Linked DNA regions of Homo sapiens: region 1 is linked to region 2. A link is a loop called in an ENCODE intact Hi-C map of the cell type or tissue named here. Cell type or tissue: CD4-positive, alpha-beta T cell. All regions are shown on one strand.

The links. A loop is a pair of places that touch in the nucleus more often than their neighbours do. Peaks named below come from ENCODE experiments on the same cell type or tissue, not always from the same donor. Only the 100,000 strongest peaks of a DNase experiment are listed, where the experiment ranks them.
Region 1: a loop joins it to region 2, with 7 times the contacts of the local background. A loop is called at or near these places in 4 of 110 quality-filtered maps.

Annotation. Positions count from the first base shown.
Region 1 is chr16:53,454,293-53,462,292 of GRCh38, forward strand. It overlaps RBL2 (RB transcriptional corepressor like 2), which reads left to right. Exons shown (of 22, transcript NM_005611.4): 8 at 364-550; 9 at 5,159-5,325; 10 at 7,449-7,558. Among named protein-coding and RNA genes, the nearest start is that of RBL2, 24 kb to the left of the region's middle. In CD4-positive, alpha-beta T cell, no CTCF peak of the experiment used is centred here; DNase peaks (open chromatin) are centred at 2,509 and 3,569; H3K4me3 peaks cover 2,060 bases; H3K27ac peaks cover 5,530 bases.
Region 2 is chr16:53,370,092-53,378,091 of GRCh38, forward strand. LOC102723373 (a long non-coding RNA gene) reads left to right here and starts at 3,402. Exons shown (of 3, transcript NR_119378.1): 1 at 3,402-3,786. It also overlaps the pseudogene MPHOSPH10P1. RefSeq lists an enhancer at 7,885-8,000. In CD4-positive, alpha-beta T cell, no CTCF peak of the experiment used is centred here; a DNase peak (open chromatin) is centred at 3,350; H3K4me3 peaks cover 1,753 bases.

The DNA.
Region 1 (8,000 bases), 84 kb after region 2:
CTCCCAGGTTCAAGCGATTCTTCTGCCTCAGCCTCCTGAGTAGCTGTGAATACAGGCACGTGCCACCATGCCCAGCTAATTTTTGTATTTTTAGTAGAGACAGGGTTTCACCATATTGGCCAGGCTGGTCTCAAACTCCTGACTTCGTGATCCACCTGCCTCAGCCTCCCAAAGTGCTGGGATTACAGACGGGAGCTACTGCACCCAGCTATACTATCCAGTTCTTATAACTACAAGTTACCCTACCAAAGTTTAACTTTCAAAAAACTATTAGAACTTTTAGTAAATAAAAAAATGAAATAATTAATTGAAATGGCAGTTCTGTGAGAGAGTACATTTTGTCTGTATTTGTTTTTCCTATAGTAAAGCCATCAATAAGGCCTATGAGGAGTATGTTTTATCTGTTGGGAATTTAGATGAGCGGATATTTCTTGGAGAGGATGCTGAGGAGGAAATTGGGACTCTCTCAAGGTGTCTGAACGCTGGTTCAGGAACAGAGACTGCTGAAAGGGTGCAGATGAAAAACATCTTACAGCAGCATTTTGACAAGGTGAGTTTAGCCATGCCAGAAGAGTAGAAATACAGGAGCAGGTAAGCCAGGGGTTCTTTTTTATTTTGGTAATTTCATGTTTGTGTTTTACTTGCCTACAGTATGAAGGAGAAAATTCTCATCATACTTCTCTTAATTGAAAAAGGTATCTCTATGATATTTGCTTTGTTAATATCAACTTTCATTCATTTTAGTGAGGTCTGAGAAAAAGAAATTAATATAAATTTAAACAAATGTGTCATGCTGATAATTGTTGGTTTTAAAAAGATGGGCCAGTAATATATGGTCTTATATGTAGTGAACATAGTGTAGGCATTTAGAAAGTGATAATTGACCTGACTGGGGCCTTCATTTAAGAGACTGGAGAAAATGAGGATCTACAGTCTTTAAGAAAATTCTTTTAAACTGAATTTCAGGACCACGTGGTATTATTTCAAACAGACACTTAGAGTGATGCAGGCCAAGAGTTTCCCTTCTGCTATGTGGTGGAACAGAAAACACCAAACTTCTGGCAAGTGCCACCAGGGAAACACTGGGTAATCCAAGGGCCAGTTCACCTGGAAGTGAGCTGCTTCAGACTTGAGACTGGTCTGCTTATTCATTCAACAGATATTCCTAAAGCATTTTATATGTCAGGTTGTGTCCTGGACACTGGAGATAAAGCAGTGAACAAAATAACCACGAGAACCCTGTTCTAAAGAAGCTTATATTCCAGTGTGGGGAGATGGACAGGAGATAAACAAGTAAATATATAGTATGTTGGGTGATGATAGATGAAGAAAATAGAGTAGTAATACAAAATATTGAGGGGAGGGGAGAATGGGATGGGTGGGCTGTGGTAGGTAAGGTGGTTGGGAACGGTGTCACACACCAGAAGTAAGTGAGGAAGCAAGCCATATGAATAGCTGGGTAAATGTATTTGAAGCTGAGAGCATAACAAATGCAAAGCCGTGAGGTTGGAACAGGATTAGCTTTTTGGAGGAACAGTGAGAATGCTAGTGTGGTAGGAATAGAGTGAGGGAAAAAGTGGTAAGAAGTGACGGGAGGCCAGGTGTGATGGCTCATACTTGTAATCCTAGCACATTGGGAGACTGAGGCAGAAGACTGCCTGAGCCCAGGAGTTCAAGACTAGTCTGGGCAACAAAGTGAGACCCCGTCTCTACATAAAATATTAATACAAAAAATAAGCTGGCCATGGTTGTGTCCACCTGTGGGCCCAGCTACTTGCGAGGCTGAGTTAGGAGGATTCGTTGAGCCCAGGAGTTCCAGGCTGCAGTGAGCCGTGATCGCGTCACTGCCCTCCAGCCTGGGTGACAGAGCAAGAGCCTGTCTTTAAAAAAAAAGAAAAGAAGAAGAAAAAGAAATGCAGGGAAGAGGGAACAAGAGAGCCAGACAGACCGTGTAGGCTTTGGAAGCCATCGTAAGGACTTTTGCTTCTGCTCTGATTGAGGTGAAAGCCATTAAGAGGGTTATTAAGAGGAGTGACTGATTTACATTTTTAAAGGTCTTCTGGGAAAGTGGGATTAGAGGCAAGGGTGGAAGTAGGGAGTTAAGAAGCTATTGGAATGATTCTGGCAATAGTTTATGGTGGCTTGCTTCAGAGAATGGTTTGTAGCTGGGCCATATTTTGGAGATGGCACCCACAGGATTTACCGAGGGTTTGTATCTAGGGTATGAGAAAAAGAGAACAGTGATGTCTCCAGTTGGGTGAATGATATAAAAGCTAAAATCCTGACAAGTGCCTGTAATGTTGTAAGTTATCTGGCCCTGGCTCTCTCTGAATTCATCTACTTTCCTCCCTCCTCACCCACTTATGCCACATTAACCTCCTTTTTTGTTCTTCAGATATGCCAGGCATGCCTGCAACACAAAGCCTTTGCCTTTGCAATTCCCTCTGCCTAAACTGTATTGCTTCAAGAGACTCATGTGGCTTCCTTCTCACTTCATTCTGGTCTCTGATAACCCAACTGCTATGTCAATAATAACCACAACATCCTCCCCAACCCTCAGGACTTCTTTTCCCCCTGACTCTGCTTGCTAGTGTTTCTCTTCGTATTTATCACTGTCTGACAGTAAGTAGGGAGGTAGGTAGAAAGAATTGTTTATTACCTGTCTCCTTGCATTAGAATATAAGCTTCACCAAGGCTGTGACCAGTGTTGTATGCAGCGCTTGGCACATAGTAGACATTCGGGGAACATTTACTACTGAAATTTATTAAGAGGGAAGAGCAAGTCTGGGGGAAGGGGAATCAAGAGTTAGGGTTATTAGCATGTTAAATTAGAGATGTCTTTTAAGCATCCTAGTAGAGAAGTTGAATAGACAGTTGAGGTATACAAGACCGGAGTTCACAGTTCACAGTAGAGGTTAGGGGTTGTGTATATATGTCCTGGGGTCATCAGGGTGGGTACAGATAGCTTTTTTTTTTTTTTTTTTTGAGATGGAGTCTCGCTCTGTCACCCAGGCTGGAGTGCAGTGGTGCAATCTCGGCTCACTGTGACCTCTGCCACCTGGGTTCAAGCGATTCTCCTGCCTCAGCCTCCTGAGTAGCTGGGATTACAGGTGCCTGCCACCATGCCCAGCTAATTTTTTGTATTTTTAGTAGAAACGGCATTTCACCATCTTGGCTAGTCTGGTCTTGAACTCCTGACCTCATGATCTTCCCGCCTCGGCTTCCTGAAGTGCTGGGATTATAGGCGTGAGCCACCATGCCCAGCCGTAGATGGCTTTTAAAGCTATAAAATGAGGAGGGATTACTTAGAGGTATGAATTGAGAGAGAATACAAGAGGACTAAGGACAAAGCTCAGGGTCACTCCAAATTTTGTAAGTCTTCATTTGGAGATGGAACATCCTAATATTTTTAAGATACCGACTTAATATTTGCACCCAAGTTAAAGATTCCTCTTGATCAGAATGAACAGGAAGCTTTAAGCTAAGCACAGTGCTACCAAGAAGCACCATGTTGACCTTGAGGACTCTGGCAGGAAGCTGTTTGTGGTTGTCACACCTAGTTTCCTCTGTGAAACTACTGCTGCCTGTGGGTGATGTGGTTATATGCTGCTGGCTGCTGTTGATTCTCCTGTTTGTGTACAAGGTGTTTTTCCCTCCCAGTGCCTCCCAATGTAGGCATCGGTTCATGCACAGTGAAGTAGTTGGCTGCAAGAAACCTTGTAAGGCAGGGAGCAGCCTTTTGAATGCAATAATCTACCCAAATCATTTTATTGACTTAATTATAGAATGAATTTCTTTGAAACAAAGTGAAAGTCTTAGTTGTATTACACTTTAAGACATAGAGAAAACATGTAGGTTTGTTTCTGTATACAGTAAATTTCTGTGCTTTTCTATATCTTATGAAACTTGAATAGTTGGCTCTGTTGCCAGGTGAAAGTTTTGCTAGGTTTTTTAAAAAATTAGAATAAGTACATTTAATACACAGGGAAATTTTATCTTGAATATTAAAAGACATTGTTAAGCTATCTTAACCTTTCAGAGTTTATTTGAAAAATCAGAAAGATGTTTTACTGGCTCCTTTGACACCAAGTCACATCTTCTCCATATTTATTGTCAAGAATGTTGACTTTAACTTATTTCTCTGAAGACCTGTCTACCTTAGGGGGAGAACCTGTGATAGATTCTGGTAACCAAAGGTAGAGGAGGGGCAGGAAGACCAATGAAGGCTGTTCTGCATCAAGTTGCCTTTTTAGGGAATGTTCAACTTATTATCTGTCTCTGAAGCAAATTTGAATATTTGGATGGTGGGTGTATTAATTCATTTTAACGCTGCTGATAAAGACATGCCCAAAACTGGGAACAAAAAGAGGTTTAATTGGACTTACAGTTCCACATGACTGGGGAGTCCTCAGAATCATGGTGTGAGGCGAAAGGCACTTCTTAGGTGGCGGTGGCAAGAGAAAAATGAGGAAGAAGCAAAAGTGGAAACCCCTGATAAGGCCGTCAGATCTCGCGAGACGTATTCACTATCACAAGAATAGAACGGGAAAGACTGGCCTCCATAATTCAATTACCTCCCACTGGGTGCCTCACACAGCACATGGGAATTCTGGGAAATACAATTCAAGTTGAGGCTTCGATGCAGACATAGCCAAACCATATCAGTAGGCTTTTGTTAAATCATGGATTTTTTTTGGAACCAAATTTAATCACAATTTTCTTTTATCTTTGAGTGTCTGCAAAAATAGCAGTAGATGGGAATTGTGAAATTCTGTTTCTCAGAGCTGAGAATAATCTTAATTTTTCAGGTGAGCAGAATGCTTATCTTTGCCTCCGAGCATAAGTTTTACAAGAGGGAATGTAGGGAGCTGTACCTTATTTTAGAGTTTTAACTTTTAAGAGACAAACTTTTAGTTAGCTAAAATACAAATTATTCTTTCACACCTTCGTCTTCACATGGATATTGGCGGCTCTTAATGCTGTTATGTTTAAATTCCAAGAATGGTGACATTTGAGTCACTAAAATTTATTGATATTGTAAAGATAAAGTCTTACTGGCTTGAAGTCCCATTTGTGAAGTGAATTAAAGTCTTTCTGGCCTAAAATAATGTTCTTTAAAAAATGTTTATTAATTCTGTGTAATTTTTTTTTTCTTTAGTCCAAAGCACTTAGAATCTCCACACCACTAACTGGTGTTAGGTACATTAAGGAGAATAGCCCTTGTGTGACTCCAGTTTCTACAGCTACGCATAGCTTGAGTCGTCTTCACACCATGCTGACAGGCCTCAGGAATGCACCAAGTGAGAAACTGGAACAGATTCTCAGGTTAGTTTGAGCCCTGTCTGCTTTCTAAGATTTGGTTATTGACCATTTTCCAATTTCCTATTCTTTCATTATTAATGCCTTAATTCACCCATGAATAATTTTTTATCAATTGTATACTCAGTCCTGTTGTGAGTCTATAGAGGACCTAGCAATAAGATGTATAAGTGGAAGATCTTCTTTCCTTAGATTTCTTTAATATAATACAAGACACAGTAACTAATAACACCAGACAGTGTAGAGTAAAACACAAAAGTGTCTTATTGCCAACTGTTCTTTCAAGATTTCAGGGAGTGGTGAGGTGGGGGCGGGGGGAAGCTCAGTGATGATGGGAATTGTCAAAGGACTTTATGAAGAGGGTTGAACCTGAGGTAAGTTCTGAAGGGTGACTCAGATTTGAAAAGATTAATAGAGTTCCACATGTTCATAAAGCAGGACAAAAACCACTGTAACTTTTGTAAGCTCTATAAAACATCCTTATCCTGGAAAGGAAGTTCACTGCATTTAGTTCCTTTGATCTCCCTGAGACTGGTAGGAATATCATTGAGTTTTAATTAAAAGCCCAGTAGGCTGAATCTCATCATCTTATGCATAACCTTTGGCAAGTTGATTTGAAAAGTTACCTCCAAGGTCCCTCTCAGTCCTAAAACCTTATGATATGATAACGTAGACCCAAAAGGACCCCATTTTATTTCTGATGATGGTATATCAAGAAGACCCTATATGTACACATAAGTAATTTCCCACTCATAGCCAGGCTTCTTAAATGCCAACTACTTTTCCTTTACATTTTAGTGAAGTCTGCTTTATTCATAAACTTGATTGTGATTTATACTCAACAAGTTATATCTCTGTGGCCTCTTCCTGAGTCATGTTTTTCAGATGCACCTTGTTTGCCTTGAATTTAGAAGCATTTCGTAAATACATTTCAGAAGCCATCTTAATCTCTGTGTCTTCCAGATCGCTTTACAGTTTCTAACTAGGCATAACAGCATTTTAAATCTTAGGTACCATTAGTGGGGTTAAATAAATATTACCAGTAAATACTAGGTAAAATAAAGGGTGCTATTTTTGTTGAAAGGTATGTGTGTGTGTGTTCCCAGAAAAATTCTGCTTGTATATGTATTCAGTAGTTATCTCTAGCAGGACTGTAATTGATTTTTATTCTCTTTATAATTTTTTAAACTTGCTTCATTTTCACAAAGAATATGTATATAATTATATATATATTTGTGATCAAGATAAAAACAGTTGTTACAAAAAGCTTACATGGTGATAATTTGTATAATGCTTCTGGATTGAACATATATTGCTTTCTAATAATAGAAAGACTGAAGTAAACCTCGTTGGCGGGAAAAAAATGTAGAATGCCAGGAACAGTTTATGTGAGTCTGTAGTATGGGTTTTACACCCCTTCATTCTATTTTCTTCCAGGTGTTCTTAATGGGAGTTTTACTGTCCTCTAGGGAAATAGTTAAGGGCAAGTTTGGGATAATCAGTGACTGGGGATGTGTAGGACAGGTGGGGGACAGTCATAGATATCGAATGGGCCCAGGCCAAGGTTGCTAAACTTCCTGCACTGAAAGGTGTATCCCCGGCCGGGCGAAGTGGCTCATTCCTGTAATCCTAACACTTTGGGAGCCTGAGGCAAGTGGATCACTTGAGGCCAGGAGTTCGAGACCAGCCTGGCCAACATGGTGAAACCCCATCTCTACTGAAAATACAAAAATTAGCTGGGCGTGGTGGCAGGTGCCTGCAGTTCCAGCTACTTGGAGGCTGAGGCAGGAGAATCACTTGAACCTGGGAGGTGGAGGTTGCAGTGAGCCAAGACTGCATCACTGCATTCCATCCTGGGTGAAAGAGCGAGACTCTGTCTCAAAAAAAATATATATATATAAAATAAAAGGTGTAGCTCCCACAAGAAAAGTTTTTTTTTTTTTCATTCAAACTGGTAATACCACCACCTTTGAAAAGGAAGTATGGGATCTCTTGGATTAATTTGGGAAGTGTATAGTTTCTGTTCAGAGTGTTTTATATTTACATGTTAGTGAAATTATAGAAACATTTTATCCCCTTGTGACTTGACAAGACCTTTAAATTATGTTATTTCTCATTACCTTTTTTAGGACATGTTCCAGAGATCCAACCCAGGCTATTGCTAACAGACTGAAAGAAATGTTTGAAATATATTCTCAGCATTTCCAGCCAGACGAGGATTTCAGTAATTGTGCTAAAGGTAAGGTTTAACATTGTTATTCTGCTTTTATGTTTGAAGTTTAACTAAATGGAGTCATTTCTTACTAACTAAGAAAGATGAGGAAAAGATTTATGACTTTAGACTGAAGGCTAGGATATGGCTGTCCAATTTTTCTGGTCAACCAACTGATTTCTGAGCCCTTCTCAGTAAGATAGAAATTTTAGAATGGTATCTTTATTATATTGGACTTCTGATGCTTTTTTATCTGCAAATCTTTAGGTTTTTTTTGTAAACTGGAAATTAAATAGAAGTGTAGTGATTCTTCAACATATTGAGAATAAGGACAGGAGATATCACTGTTATGGGCCCAAACCTGGCCTAGGAATTGTTTGCTGTCAGGAATTGGAACTAAGTAGGTGTGGACTAGTAAGCCAATTACATACCTCTTAGCATTGGTCTGTTTTGTTCAAACATAGAGGAA
Region 2 (8,000 bases):
TGATTGGGCAATTCCAGCTCACAAAGTAAAGGATGTTTCAAAATACTCACATTTCAGAAATGCTTCCTTCTTCTGCTTCTTCTTCAGCAATTTCATCATCTTGTTTGAACCCAGCTCATCATCATGATCACTTGCTATGTCTTCATCACTTTCAACTGGATCAAAAAAATCTTTGTTGTTCACATTTCTGGAACTTTTACCTGACTAAAATAAAAAGATTTTTAAAACTATTAATTAGGAATAGAAAAATACATCATTAACACATGCATATATATATACTGTATGTCTATATTACTTTCTAACTTAACACTACAAGTCAAAAATAGTTACTAGGTGAAATTGGCAACTAAAAACACTACCATAAAACTATTATAAGAACAACTGGAACATAAACTGAATGGAAGTACAGATTCATTTATAACTGATAAAACAAAGCATAATATATCTTAGCTCTAAACCTTCTAACTACAATTACATCTCTCCTAGAAAAACAGAACAAAAGCTAATTTGAGGAGGAGGAAAGTGCTCTCTCCTTTCTCAAACTTAACCTTAAGTTTTTTACTTCCAAACAGTCCCCTTTTATCTTCATCAGAATCAATATCTTCAAAAAAAAATCAGTATCTTCCACCTCATCATCATTATCATCTTTTCGTTCCTCTTCTTTTTCTCTGTTTTCTAAATAAGCCTCCATTTCAGAGAGTTGGAAGAATTTCTCGTCTATTATGGACTTTTCTCTTGGTTTTCCATGTCCTGTGTTTTGCACCTTGCTCTGCTGTTCCAATTTGCTGATATCAAAGTCAAGGTCAGAATCCTCATCACTGAAAACTGGGCTTTTCCTCAGCTCAAATTTGCTTGAGTTTCTAGCTTTCTTGCCCACTTCAGGATTGTCACCACCCATATCTGACACTTCCTCTTCCTCCTGTAAATCTTCTAGGTCCTCCTGGCCACCAGTCTCTGTCTCTGAACCATCCTCTTCACACTCCTGTTCTTCACTCTCTGGGAGAAGACTGATGTCTTCATCTTTGTTTCACTAACTGCATTTTGGAAGCATTGTAAAATTGGTTCATTTTGCAATTCCAGTTGTTGCAAAGTCTGCTCATCATCAAAACTTTCTATCACAAGTTTTTGTAAAGGGCTTCCACAGATCCTTCCATTCTCTAATATTTTATTAAAGTCATAAACCACTTTTGTTAAAGAAGTGAACTTTGATGACAATCCATCTTGAATCCTATTGGGAGGAATTAAATGAGATTTAGAATTATAGGTAATAATTTCACAGCTCTCTTAATTAAAAGAAAAATAAAAACCCCAACTCTTCTGTAAAATCAAATTTGAATGAAGTGTAAGTATAGATTCTGGCCCCAACAACATACAAGCTGATGAGCCACAGTGATATATAAAACCTGTCAATCAAGTATTTGTGAATCAGCTGTATAGATTTTAGGCAGGAAAAGCATTACAAATCTGTTTGCTTGGAGATACATAGTGAATTAGCCTTAAATTATCAACTCTGCTATATTATACACCACTCCATTCATTCATTCCCTTATTCCTTCAGTGATCAACATTTGCTTTGGCTACAGTGGTCAAGGAAAACCTCTTTTGGATGTGACATCTCAGATGAAACCTACAGATAAGGATAGTCTTATAAAGATTGGGAAACATGTATTCCAGGCAGAAGAAACAGCAAGAACAAATTCTCTAAGATGCAATTGAGCTTGGTAGGCCTGAGGAATAAAAAAGTGAGCACAGCTAGAGTGTGAAGGAGGCAGAAGGTGAAATTGGAGAAACTGATGGGAGCCAAATTCTACAGGGCTCAAGGGTAAGAGTTTGCCATTTTAAGTGTAATAAGAAAACATGAGAAGATTTTAAGCAGAAGGATGAAATGATGATTTACAAGAAGGAAGAAGAAAGGGAGGAAGGAGGAGGAGGAAAGTAGAGTGATTAGAAGGTTGATGCAGCATTCCAGGCAAAGGATGATGGTGATTTAAGCTGGAGTTAGAGCAGTGAATATGCTGAGTACAGTCTGGAGGTAGAACTGACAGGATTGCTAAGGAATTAGATACAGAATAGAGAAAAATGAAGACATCAAAATAGCAGCCTAGTTTTATGTGTGAGCAACAGGAAAGACAGAACTGCCATTTACTGTGACAGGCAAGGCTTGAGTGCTGGAGCATGGGGAAAGGACTTCAGCGGATGGCAGAGTATAGGTGGGTAGAACAACATTCTACTCTATTTTGGACACAGTGAATTTGCGATGCTGAGAGTACCAAAATTTTAAAAATTGTTAAAAGCCGTACAGTGCGGATATCCCAGTTGTGTGCTACTGAATTCCAACTAAGCTCAGTCTGTAGTCGCTGTGAGCCAGGAACTCAAGGGAGAGGTTGGAGTTTGAAATATAAATGAGTCATAATTTTATAGATCATATTTGAAGTTCTTCAACAGAATACCCATAAAACTTTTGTGCTGGGAAGAGACAGGAAAGTTCTAATTCTCAAGAAGCTTAGTTGGGGTGGACAGACAAGTGACGAGTTTGTACTTTCAATAAAGTATGATGACAGGTAAATACTGAGTGCTTTAGGAGTACATAGGCGGAAGGAGAAACCAAAACAGTTTGTGTGTAGGGGTATGGCGGCAGTAATAAGCCTCCAGGGGAGCTTCTAGGCGTTAATAACTGAGGTTATTTGGTGGATTTCAATAACATTCAACTGAGAGAGCCATACTGTAAAAATTTTAACAATTTTGAAAATTGTGATAGCCTAGGAAAGTATAATCTCTGAAATGTGGGGAAAAGCGATTTACATTTCCCCTTACCTTCCCCCAGCTCCACAATTTGCCAGGGGTCTGCAACCCGCGTCCAGGTGCGACCCCAGTAGCACCGGAGCCAGGGATCTGCGCGCATATGTGAGGATGCACTGGGGCCAGCCGGTGGCTTTGCCGACCTCTGTCAGACACCGCTCCAGGGTCCGTCAGCGCCAGGCCCGCGGGGCTATGGCTGTCCGCAACTCCCGACACAAGCTGCAAGCAAGGCAAGAAAGCCGCTGGGAAACCTCACAGCAAGGATGCGCCTAGCTTGGAGCTCAGAGTCCAAAGTGCCACGGCTCACAGGTTCCAGACTCACCCCCAGCTGGAGCCAATGGCAGCGCCAGCGCTTTCGCGGGTGCAGGGGGGCGGGAAACAAAAATTACCACTGGTCGACCCAAGCGCCTTTGAACTGTCTCCAAACTTCTTATTGTACTTTTCAGGGGCCCACAAGGGGTAGGCCTCCTGGCTTTAATTTCTGCTTTAGGTAAAGTGGGTGTGTTGTATGCAGTAGGAAATCAGCGGCCTTCGCCACGCCCCCTGCCGGATCGCCCCGCCCTCCACCGCGCACCTGGCTCGGTCAGCGGCTAGTGCGGAGAGACACAGCGGAGATAGCGCGCCTGCTAAAGGCTGCCGCCGCCAACACCTTAGGTGAATACCGAGCTCCAGGAAGGTCGCTGTGGGTAGGGCATGTGGGAAACGAGGCCAGGGGGAGAAGGAGGCCTCAACGTGGCCAAAGCACCTTGATGATGCGCTCTGTCCCCGGAGGCGCGTTCCACGGCCGCTGCCGGCACCTAGGCAGAGGGATACGTTCCAGAAACACCTCAGCTTAGCGCGGGGATGGCCTTCTTGTGCGTGAGTCCCTCTGCACACGGGAACTGTGCGCCCTGGGCACTGCACCTTCCAGTATGTGGGCCGGAGAGGCGGGGGATCTTGCCCAGCGGGTCCGACAGGGCATGGAAGGAAGTAAATGGAAGCCGGTAGGTAAGTGTTATTTTACCGCGCACCCATAAAGAGGCTGGGGAGAAACCAGAAAAGGGAGCAAGTCTTGTTTAAAAAAAAAAAAATCAGCTGAACTGCAAGCATGACCAGCATCCTGTTGGGAACACTCAAAGGTCAATGTTGTAAGGAATACAGAAGGAGTTACTTTTCCACGTGCCTTAATAAGTTTATCATCGCGTGCATAAATGGAAAGATAAAGCATGTGGATTTAGAAACTTCCTTGATTTCTCTCTTCCTTCATTTTTTTAATTGTCTAGATAAAATCAGTTATGACAGAAACTCGCGTTTTCTGAGTCTCACTTTCTTTTTATCTTTTTTTTTCTCTTTCTCCTTTTATGAGAGGCAAGTGTTTCCCTTAATCTGAGATTAAGTGCCAAGTGGTAAAGCCCCAGAGTTACTCCGGGACATTCGTGATAAATCCTTCTAGCACCAGAGCCCACATTCTTAACCATGAGACATACTCACTTCTTAGGTGATACACCAAATCGGAAGGTGAAAATATAAATTAAAAAATGAATATTCAGGAAAAAGTATTTTTATATCTGTGTTTTTAGAACTGCACCCTTTAATGATTGACGGTTTGGGAAGAGTATGACTTCCAACAGACCATATACTTACTGGAAGAACTAAATACAGATAAAGATGCATTTTTGTTTTGTAACTTACACATCTTGGCAGAAAGTAAAGGAAAAATGAAAATAGTGTATTCCAAAGACTGATTTTGATTTGTCCTATTAAGATACTTGAAACTTCATGGCTCCATTTTTTTGTGTGTGTGGTTGAATATATGTAAAGTAAAATTTAGCATTTTAACATTTTTTAGTGTATAATTCAGTGGCTTTAACTACACTCACTTTGTTGTGCAACAGTCACCACCACCCCTTTCCTGAGCTTTTTCATCTCACCAAAACTAAAAACTCGGTACCCATTACACAACACCTGCCCATTCTCCTCTGACCCAGCTCTTGGCAACCACTGTTCTACCTTCTCTGTGAATCTGACTATTCTAGGTGCCTCATATAATGTGGAATCACATACTGTTTTTCTTTTCTGTGTTTGGCTTGTTTCACTTAGCATAATGCCCTCAAGGTTCATCCATATTGTAGCATGTGTCAGAATTTACTCTTTTTTTTTTTGAGAATGAGTTTCACTTTTGTTGTGCAGGGTAGAGTGCAATGGCACAATCGCGGCTCATTGCAAACTCTGCATCCCTGGTTCAAGCGATTCTTCTGCCTCAGCCTCCCAAGTAGCTGGGATTACAGGCATGCGCCACCAAGCCTGGCTAATTTTGTATTTTTAGTAGAGACGGGATTTCTCCATGTTGGTCAGGCTGGTCTTGAACTCCCGACCTCAGGTGATCCACCTGCCTCGGCCTCCCAAGTTGGTGGGATTACAGGCGTAAGCAACTGCGTTCAGCCTACACTCCTCTTTTATTAACACTTCTGTTCTTAATTATCTTGTGCATTTGTCCACACGTGGTTGTACACTATAGTTTATTCATGCAAAGCAACCTTTATTGGAATATTGGAATAATCACAAATTATACATTACAGTATTCAAAATAATGCAATTCTGCTGCACCATTCTGAAATGGGAGGCAGAGAGACCTAAAACTGAAGAGTTGTGAATTTCTACCAACTGAGGGCCAACCTGAAGTAAAAATATCTTTAAAAAGTTAGCTTGATTGTCAGTAATCATTTCATAATTTATACATATATTAAAGCATACGTTGTATACCTTAAAGATACATAATTTCTATGAGTCCTCATACCTCAAGCTAGAAAATATAATAATCAAGAGTTCAATTCGCAACAAACTTTTCAGGCACACATTTTTATCAAATATAAAGCTCTGTTTCATTTTAACCCCTTTATTCAGGGTTCTCCACCCAGTTTGCTTGGTCTACACAATTTCACCTTTGGATTTTTATTGTTGGATCATCTCTTCTTTTTTTCTTTTTTCTTTTCTTTTTTTTTTTTTTGAGGTAAAATTTACATAATAAAATTAACCCTTTAAAAATGTACAATTTTTTTTTTTTTTTTTTTTAGACGGAGTCTCGCTCTGTCCACCCAGGCTGGAGTGCAGTGGCGCGTTCTCGGCTCACTGCAAGCTCTGCCTCCCGGGTTCACGCCATTCTCCTGCCTTAACCTCCCAAGTAGCTGGGACTACAAGCAACCACCACCGCACCCCGCTAATTTTTTTTTTTTGTATTTTTAGTAGAGACGGGGTTTCACCATGGTCTTGATCTCCTGACCTCGTGATCTGCCCTCCTCGGCCTCCCAAAGTGCTGGGATTACAGGCGTGGTCCACCACACCTGGTGAAAAATGTACACTTTAACAGCAATGATCACATTCACTGGGTTCATGCGACTATCACCTTTATCTATTTAAAAACATTTTCACTGGCCAAGTGCAGTGGCTCACGCCTGTGGTCCCAGCACTTTGGGAGGCAAAGGCAGGAGGATCACTTGAGGCCAGGAGTTCAAGACAAGACCAGCCTGGGCAACATGGCAAAACCCCGTCTCTAAAAAAATACAAAAATTAGCCAGGCGTGGTGGTGCATGCCTATAGTTCCAGCTATTCAGGAGGCTGAGGTGAGAGGATCACTTGAACCTGGGAGGTCAAGGTTGCAGTGAGCCATCATCGTGCCACTGCACTCCAGCCTGGGCAACAGAACAAGACTCCGTCTCAAAAAAAAAAAAAAAAAAAAAAAGAAGGTGTTTTGTGTGATCTTTTCTCTTGAAGACCAGGAAGAGTTTATCTTTAAATGTCCCATTTTACTTCATGTGCCCTTAACTACACAATTGTAACTTACTCTTCACCTTTTTTTTATCCTAGTACATGCATAATTACGTTGATATATTTGTTTTTAGCCATAGCAAGTTTTGATGTGCATTCTTGTCAATATTGTTTGGTTCAAAAATCTATAAAGGCTAATGATTTTACTAGCTTATGACTTAAAGTTTACTGTTTCAGGAGAATTTTCCCAAATACTCAGTTGACTCAAGTTTATTTCAGCATAAATTTCTTGCAACATACTTTTAAATATTATCTCTTAATAGTGTATTCCATTGTTTTATTACTTTTTTCCTGGGGCTCCAACTTTGTGAATAGTGCCTTTGCTTAACTTTGATTTCTACCACTTTTCTGTGACCTCTTTTTTCCTTATGTCATTTTCATTCTCCAGGTTGTTTTTCTACCTTTCTTCAAAGCTAGTCATTATATTTGCATTTGAGTCTATTCTCTTTTGTGACTTTGTGGTTCTGTTTTTCTTTAGGAGATGACTTTGTCTTTCTTTCCTTCATTTCTCTTCCGGCTTTAATTAACTGTATTTTCATTTCCTTATGTTTTTGCCCATTTTTATTCTTATTTTTTAGATATCTGACTCAATTGGCTTTTCATATCCACAAATGCTTATTTGAATAAATTTTATTCTATTTGAAGTGTCAGCTTAGAATTTTATCCCGATTCATAGTTATTTTATTTGGGGAGATTTGAATTAGTCAAAGTATATTGGATCTGTTTTTTTTATAGTAACCTCTAAAACATGGAGTTTTCTTCTTTTCATTTTTTTGTGGATTTCTTGTGAGTTTTCCAGATTCCCAGTGCAGTGGCACCCTATTCTGCCAGGATAGCGAATTCCAGCTATGTAGCAAATTTGTTCAGGGTTTATGAGCAGTGTATGTCCTCTAGTTGGTTTTCTTTAGAATCTTAGGGTGTTAAAATGTCCCCCCCCCTTTTTTTTTAAGACAGAGTCTTGCTCTGTCCCATTTTTTTTTTCAGGAGATTTAAATCATTTATTAATTACACATGATAATGTATGATACACAAACTTCATTCCCATCTACAGTTTTATCTGATACCATCATTTAATTTAGATATATCGCATAGGATGTGCCAATGACCATTTTTATAACCAATAATTTCACGATTTTGCTTGGGTGATCCCTTTTAATGGTGAACTTCAGGTCACGACAGTACCTATCAGTTCAACTACACCAAGGTTTCTGAAGACAATGGTGTCTCCACCCAAGCAGGTTGTAAATAAATTCCAGATAGAATCTGGCATCACCCTGGAGGAATTCTAACTTCACACTCTTGGGGAAATTTACCAAGATGGCTTCAGAGTAAACCAGCTTTACATAGCACATTTGAAAAAAAAAAAAAGACGTATTATTCAAGGTCATGATCAGACT